Linked DNA regions of Homo sapiens: region 2 is linked to region 1. Evidence: chromatin loops called from intact Hi-C (ENCODE). Cell type or tissue: MCF 10A. All regions are shown on one strand.

Evidence for each region. Hi-C counts contacts between places; a loop is a spot of excess contacts. Peaks named below come from ENCODE experiments on the same cell type or tissue, not always from the same donor. Only the 100,000 strongest peaks of a DNase experiment are listed, where the experiment ranks them.
Region 2: it touches region 1 in a loop (4-fold over the local background); 2 of 110 quality-filtered maps call a loop at or near these places.

Annotation. Positions count from the first base shown.
Region 1 is chr1:212,813,064-212,817,063 of GRCh38, reverse strand. It overlaps TATDN3 (TatD DNase domain containing 3), which reads right to left. Exons shown (of 10, transcript NM_001042552.3): 10 at 234-2,051. The coding sequence ends at 1,908. Among named protein-coding and RNA genes, the nearest start is that of TATDN3, 23 kb to the right of the region's middle. In MCF 10A, a CTCF peak has its summit at 1,877 (motif pointing left); a DNase peak (open chromatin) is centred at 1,873.
Region 2 is chr1:213,068,059-213,072,058 of GRCh38, reverse strand. It overlaps RPS6KC1 (ribosomal protein S6 kinase C1), which reads right to left. Exons shown (of 15, transcript NM_012424.6): 2 at 1,018-1,053. Among named protein-coding and RNA genes, the nearest start is that of RPS6KC1, 19 kb to the right of the region's middle. RefSeq lists an enhancer at 1,319-1,618. In MCF 10A, a CTCF peak has its summit at 1,500; a DNase peak (open chromatin) is centred at 1,508.

The DNA of each region.
Region 1 (4,000 bases):
TAGGAACCTAGACTAGTGGGCAGCCTATAGGAGGAGGGGCTTAATAACTGAAACAAACAAATGGATGAATACATGAAGAAAATGGCTAAACAATTTAGAGGGCAAAGATCATGTCTGGCTGGGTGATGAGGCAAGATGAAGTAATTTAACTTGAACCTTAAACGATTTAATGGTAAGAGTCTGACAAAGGGTATGTGTACAGAAGGTAGGAAATAGGGAAAAGAAATACAGAGTTGGAAGAGAGCTTAAAAGTCCAGTTTTAATATAATCTCCTGTTAAATGTAGGAATTTCATTTAAAATGGTGCTGATGAGTCATTAAATACCTCATAAAATACCCTATTCAGTTTCTTAGTCTGGTTTGGACAATCTGACCTAGTTTTGATTCTTCCATAAATGAATTCATTTCAAAATATTTATTGAAGATCATTTCATAAAATCACTTTGATTTAGGAAGTTTATTTTTTTCTATGACAGGTACTTTTTCCAGCATTTTCTGCTTATATAATTTAACAAGATTAAATACCTAAGTTTTGATATTGACCACACCTGTTAAACTACATATACGATTTTTAAAAAATTGTAGTAAATACACATAACATAAAATTTATCCTAATTCGTTATAAGTGTACAGTTCAGTGGCATTAAATACCTTCACATTGATGTGCTACCATCACTACCATCTATCTACAGAACTGTTTTTACACTTGAGATTTTTAATTTTTTTGAGATTTTTATTTATTTACATTTTTAGAGATAGGTGCTCACATCTATGTTGCCCAGGCCTGACTCAAACTCAGGCTTAAAAGGTCTCCCATCTCAGCCTCCTGAGTGGTTGGCACTACAGGTGAATGCCACTGTGCCTGGCTTACACTAACATTTTTAAACTTAAAAATATGAAATATTACTGTTCACAGAGAAATCAGATACATTTTTAATAATGCCATTTACATTCTAAATATGTTGACAAAATTCAGACCAGAACTTACAATTGGTGTATTAACTAAACTTTTGGGCTTGGTATTCAATAATGATTGTTTAAACCACTGGCCTCATAAGTCAAAAATCTAAGATCAGTGTAAAAATCGTATGCATTTTTATCTTAAAGAGAAATAATTCGAAGTACTAAAAGTTCAATTTTACAAACCTAGAAAAGAGATTTCTGACAGCATAGAAAACCAGACATTCTCCCTTCACTGGCTAACTCCTATGGGAAGAAAAATAGGTGGTAAGAACACACTTTAGGCTGGCGCAGTGGCTCATGCCTGTAATCCCAGCACTTTGGGAGGCCGAGGCGGGCGGATCACCTGAGGTCGGGAGTTCGAGACCAGCCTGACCAACATGGAGAAACCCTGTCTCTACTAAAAATACAAAATTAGCTGGGCATGGTGGCACATGCCTGTAATCCCAGCTACTTGGGAGGCTGAGGGAGGAGACTCGCTAGAACCTGGGAAGTGGAGGTTGCAGTGAGCCAAGATCGTGCCATTGCACTCCAGCCTGGGCAACAACAGCGAAACTCCATCAAAAAAAAAAAAAAGTATACTTTAGCTTACTCCATCCTCATCACAGTAGTGCTTATACTCTTCCTGTGGGAGCCACCCTTCCCAGTAGCAATGGTTTCAGTTCAGGTGGTGGTTCTATATAAAAGGGCAATGTAAGAAGTAGCAGTATTTTCCCAATATCCTGCCAGAACTCGGCTAATTGAAAAGCAGCACAAGGCTAGAATCAGAACCCAGGGTTTCAGGATCCAAGCCCAGTTTTATTTCTAAGAGAAATATTTCTCTACAATTACAATCTTCTATAACCCTATAAAACAGCTTCTTCAGTTCAGATTCTTCATCAGAACATTTCTATTTTTCAAATGCTGCCCCCTGCAGTTGATTCGATTTTGTAATGGATGGTTTTGAAGCTATTTCTGGAGCAAGTGTCGGAGCTTAGGAAACAGTTTTAATGCATTCTGTGTCGTCACTTCTATAACTTCTTCCACTGAGATCCCTTTCACCTGGGCAATATATTCTGCTGAAATAGAAATGTTCCAGGGCTCATTCCGTACCTGAAACAAGACAGCAGACACCATGTCAAACATGACACTGAAGGGAAGCAGATCCTTGGAGACTATAGATAGAAGAAAATGAGTTGGTAAAAACAACTGATGGGCTCCTTTTTAATTTTTTTCTTTTTAGGTGGGGATGAGGGCTGGGAGGGAGGTGTGGCTGCAATGTTGATTGTAAATCTGTGCTGCTCCTGAAAAGAACCCTGGGGTATTTACAATTGAAGTCCCTAGCTCCTAGCACATGAAGCAGTCTGCAAACAGTGAACACCTGGTAACCTGCCTGACTAATGGATTAATTGTCCTTTGGTTTGTTGCTTAGGTGAATGCTTGTAAAAGGTCACTGCTCTGCTGCTTGGCCGCCTACCTCACAGGCTACATGACAGTTTGATTCAAGAATTGCCAACATGTATTGGAAAGATGAAATAGATTATGTACTGGCATTTCACTGATTCTAAGATGCATTTCCTCTCCTATTTTAACATCTCTGAAATTGATACAGTATATTTCATTTAGATTCAGTGGTATTTCATAGTATAACTGGCAGTGTTTTTTCTTTCTTAATGGTCATAAAACAATGGTAAACAATGGTGCCTCTACAATCAGTAGCATTTAGATTTTATGAAATAAATTATTATTGTTACTATCAATAAGTATCTACTCAGGATGATAATGTTCAGAAGAATAACATTATTGTTAAAATTTTTAAAATGCACTTTGGTAATGTAGCCCAAAAAAATTAAAAATGGGCATAGAGATTTATGTTAATCATGTTGTTTATAATACAATCTAGATGACCAATAGCAAGTTAAATATGGTAAACTCACATACTGGAATATTATGCAGTTATTAAACATGATGAAGAAAAGTATGTTTATTAATATATACAGAGGTTCAGCCAGGTGCAGTGGCTTACACCTGTAATCTTAGCACTTAGGAAGGCCGAGGTGGGAGGATCACTTGAGCTTAGGAGTTTGAGACCAGCCTGGGCAACATAGTGAGACCTTGTCTCTATTAAAAAAAAAATTAACAAAAAAAATATATATACAGAGGTTTACCACATAAAGATCAGTTATAAAATAATATGTCCAAGTTAATCCTGTTTTTATGAAATATATGTGCACTAAAAATACAAAAATCAGCCGGGCGTGGTGGCACAAGCCTGTAATCCCAGCTACTAGGGAGGCTGAGGCAGGAGAATTGCTTGAATCCAGAAGGCGGAAGTTGCAGTGAGCTGAGATTGCGCCACTGCACTCCAGCCTGGGCGACAGAGCAAGACTCTGTCTCAAAAACAAAACAAAAACAAAAACAAAAACAAGTAGCCAGGCATGGTAGCACATGCCTGATGGAGAATCATCTGAACCCAGAAAGTCGAGGTTGCTGTGATCACGCCACTGCACTATAGCTTGGGTGACAGAGTAGACCCTGTCTCAAAAAAAAAAAAAAAAAGAAAAGAAAGAAAATAAAAATAGAAACATTAATTGAACATCAGTTAGTAAAATTCACATTGCAATCACATATAATCATAGTTTCTGAATAAACGGATAATAATTGCTACTGTTCCCAAACCTCTAAATTTTGAGTGCCAATTCTCTGAATTTGGCAGGCATAGAGACACAGATCTGATGGGTAGTCAAAGGCACTTATTAAACTGCACATTGGGAGGTCATTGTAATAGGTACTGCCTAAAGCAAATAAAGCATATACTGTGGCTTACTTTCAGAAAATTATAATTTAAAATAGTAGCAATATGAAAGAGAGTGAAATTTAAAATATGATTCTTTGTGGCCTACAATAACAAAAAGAGATACTAACAGCAAAGATCATATAAATAAACCCATGATTATATCAATACTTGTATTGAAAGAAATAGAACTTCATTATAACATGCTAATTAAAAGAAGAAAAATGAACACTCATTGAATACCTACTGTATACCAGATACTGCTAGT
Region 2 (4,000 bases), 250 kb before region 1:
GTCCTTCTAGTCTTAGTGAAATTGAGCAGGGACTAAAATGAAAATAAATCAAGAAACATTCAAAGCAGCAAGCTCCTCAGTAAGGATTCCTAAAGATACACAACAAGCACAAAGTAAATACAAATAGAGAATTCCACAATTTTAAGCAAAACATAACAGGCTGGTACCATTATAGAAAGAAGGAAAAAAAATGAAAAAATGCACAGAAGAATCTGCAAAAGAACTTACTAACTTAAAGTTTAAAAAAAAAGAAATATCTATGCCTAAAGCAGTTTTCCAAGATGTCAACATGTCAATTCAATCTAAAAGTGAAAGTAGGCAGAGACCCATAATTTACTGTTAGAATCTTTAAAATAAATATTAGTTACCAAATACTTTTTATTACACAGGCATTATGATCTTGAAATGGGTAAATAGGGGCCCTTAAGTGATACTGAAATCTTGTAAACACTAGTTACCAGAACAATGATCACTTAGTAAACAGCACCATAATTCATTAAATTCTTATTTATATAACTTAACACCTACTAAAACTTAACAATTACTTAGTAGGTCTCAAATAGGACACTTCAGCTACTGTTTTGTGAAATGAAGACAATCTTCACGCAAACATATAAAGACTGATGTACAGGCCAGGCACAGTGGCTCACGTCTGTAATCCCAGCACTTTGGGAGGCTGAGGCAGGTGGATCACCTGAGGTCAGGAATTCGAGACCAGCCTGGCCAACGTGGTAAAACCCCATCTCTACTAAAAATACAAAAATAGCTGAGTGTGGTGGCAGATGCCTGTAATTCCAGCTACTCGGGAGGCAGAGGCAGGAGAATCACTTGAACCCAGGAGGCAGAGGTTGCAGTGAGCCGAGATTGCGCCACTGCACTCCAGCCTGAGCAACAGGAGCGAAACTCCGTCTCAAAAAAAAGAGGTTGATGTACAAATGATTCAGGCAATTTCCTCAAAAAAGCATTTAGTTAAATTTTTATCAAATACATAAAATAAAATCTTCATATAAATGTTACCTCCTGGACATCCTCTGGATTTCTTCGTGAAACAACCTAAAACAAAACATACATAGAAATCTCTAATCATTATCAAAATTTAAGATTTCATATTTGTATAATTAACTTCCAATAGTATTTGTATGAAAAATTCAATTTGCTTAAAAAAATAAACACTATATCATTTATCCAAAACTCAGCTATATAATAACTTCACTATCTGAAATTCATACTGTTAAATCAAGTTTAACCTAAAGTTACCTCCCTTAGGCTACATATTTTAAGTTTGGCCTAAAAGTTTCTCTGTACATAATGAAAGAGAAATAGATATGTAAATAGATGTGTAAAGACTGTAACCTACTCTGGCGCCAATCACCAAGTTTTGGCCAAAGAGAGCCAACTGTTCAAACAGTGTTCAAATAAGGCAAATGCTTAGTTGGAACCAATACAGCTGTTTCAGTTTCCTTTTCTGTACATCACTTTCCTTTTTCTGTCCATAAATCTTCCACCACATGGTTGCGCTGGAGTCTCTCTGGACCTACACTGGCTGAGGAGGCTGACCAATTTGTGAATCATTCTTTGCTCAATTAAACTCTGTTAAATTTAATTTGGCTAAAAATGTTATTTTAACAATACTAAAAATTAAGCAAAAAAACAGCTAAAAGTAAGTCCACATGCTAAAGTTCATATATTCACTACATTCTTAAGAAAAAGCATCTGGCCTTTACTCTTACTTAATTAACATAATTCTAACAAGTTTGTTCACATCTCCCCTTCCCAGCAAGCCTATATACAAATTAGAAGCATAAAAAGCAGCTGCACTTAGGCAAAGTGTACAAGGGATCTCCCTACATTATTTCTTACAACTGTATATGAATCTACAATTAGCACAATAAAACTTTCAATTAAAAAAAAGCAGCTACAATGCTCGGACACAACATGTGAGAAGTATGAGAAGTAATCACTGGCTACCTATGATGAAGAAAACAAAAGTAATATAAATTATTTACAAACATTCAGGGACAAATAATCCTTCTATCAATACTCCCTAAGCAAAGAGGAAAAGGAGAGATTCCTTCAGACTTCCCTGATGACAAAGGCCAAAAAGTCTAACACCAGGTAAAAAGATTTTTTTCACAAAACTTTTGAAAAGGCTAGGTGTTTAAATCATCAAACAGCATCCTAAATTAGGAAAATCTCACATTAGATTACATAATACGGTACCATCCATGTAAGTGTCAAATTAACGGTTTTGAAGCTACAATGGTGTATTTTGCAAAAATAAACAAAAAGATAAATCAGGCTGTTCTGCCTATGGAGTAGCCATTCTTTATTCCCTTACTTTCTTAATAAACTTGCTTTCACTTTAAAAAAAATTTTAAAAAAAGATAAATCAAACACACATTAAAATGGTTGCCTAGGAGTGTGAGGAAGAAAAGGGTCTTTGATATCTAATGACAATACACCATGAACTAGGGATTATAATCCATTCAGCAACACCCCTAAAGTCCAAAATAAGAACAAAAAATAGAGGATGTAAAGTCAGACAAACCTTGGTTCAAATTACAGTTCCTCTTACAGGTTTGATCTCATCGATAAAACGGAGATAATACTAACTGCCTGGCCTGGCTGTTGTGAACAACAAATAAGGACACAGCAAGAACTCTATAATTTAAAAGTTTCCTGTCCCCTACCAGACAGGTTAACCATTGTAAAAGGTCCCACCTAAGAATTCCAGAGAACAAATATCTTGCACTCTATTCTCCAACTTTCAGAATATATAAACTTGGTGAAATCTTGTAGTAATTGTCATTAATTTATACTACAGTGCTATGCAATAGAACTTTCTGTGATAACGGAAAAAAAGGTTCTCTATTTGCAGTGTTCAACACAGCCACCACTAGCCACATGTGTGTGGCTACTGAGCCACTGAAATATGGCTACTTTGAGAAACTACATTAATTTTATTTCATTTAAATTAATTCAAAAAAATTTTTGTATTAAAGAGACAGGGTCTCACTCTGTCACCTAGGCTAGAGTGCCATGGCATGATCATAGCTCACTGCAGCCTCAAACTCCTGGACTCAACTGATCCTCCCACCTCAGCCTCTTGTGTAGCTGGAACTATAGGCACACCACAGTCGGCATACACACACACACACACACACACACACACACACACACACACATATATACACTTTTTTTTTTTTTTGGTAGAGATGGGGGTCTCCCTATGTTGCCCAGGCTGCTCTCAAATTCCTGGGATCAAGCAATCCTCCCGCCTCAGCCTCCCACAGTGCTAGGATTATAAGTGAGAACCACTGTAAGCCTTAATTTAAATTTAAATCAAAATAGCTACATGTGGTTAATGGCTACCAAATTAGACAACACAGATTCAGTATAAGAGACTATAACAGGTAACTAACAACTATACATTATTCAAATCTTTGATTTTAGCTATTACTTTCAAATACCAGCCTGTCCCCTCACACACCTTTCCAAAAGTATAGTATTTCACATAGTATGACTAATTTTGCTTCTTATAAGTGTTTCTTTTTTTTTTTTTTTTTTTTTTTTTTGAGACAGAGTCTTGCTCTGTCACCCAAGCTGGAGTGCAGTGGCGCGATCTTGGCTCACTGCAACCTCCACCTCCTGTGTTCAAGTGATTCTCCTGCCTCAGCCTCCCGAGTACCTGGGACTACAGGCATGTGCTACCATGCCCAGCGAATTTTTGTATTTTTAGTAGAGACAAGGTTTCACCATGTTGGCCAGGATGGTCTCAATCTCTTGACCTCGTGATCTGCCCGTCTCAGCCTCCCAAAGTGCTGGGATTACAGGCGTGAGCCACTGCGCCCCGCCGTTCTTACATTTTTATGAAATGTATTGAGAAGAAAAGTCATGGATAACCAATCCACTAATAATCCACCCCCCAAAAATAGCACATGATCACTCACAGCAAGGTCTATTCAAATGTACTTTAAATTTCACAATTTATGTTTTTCTC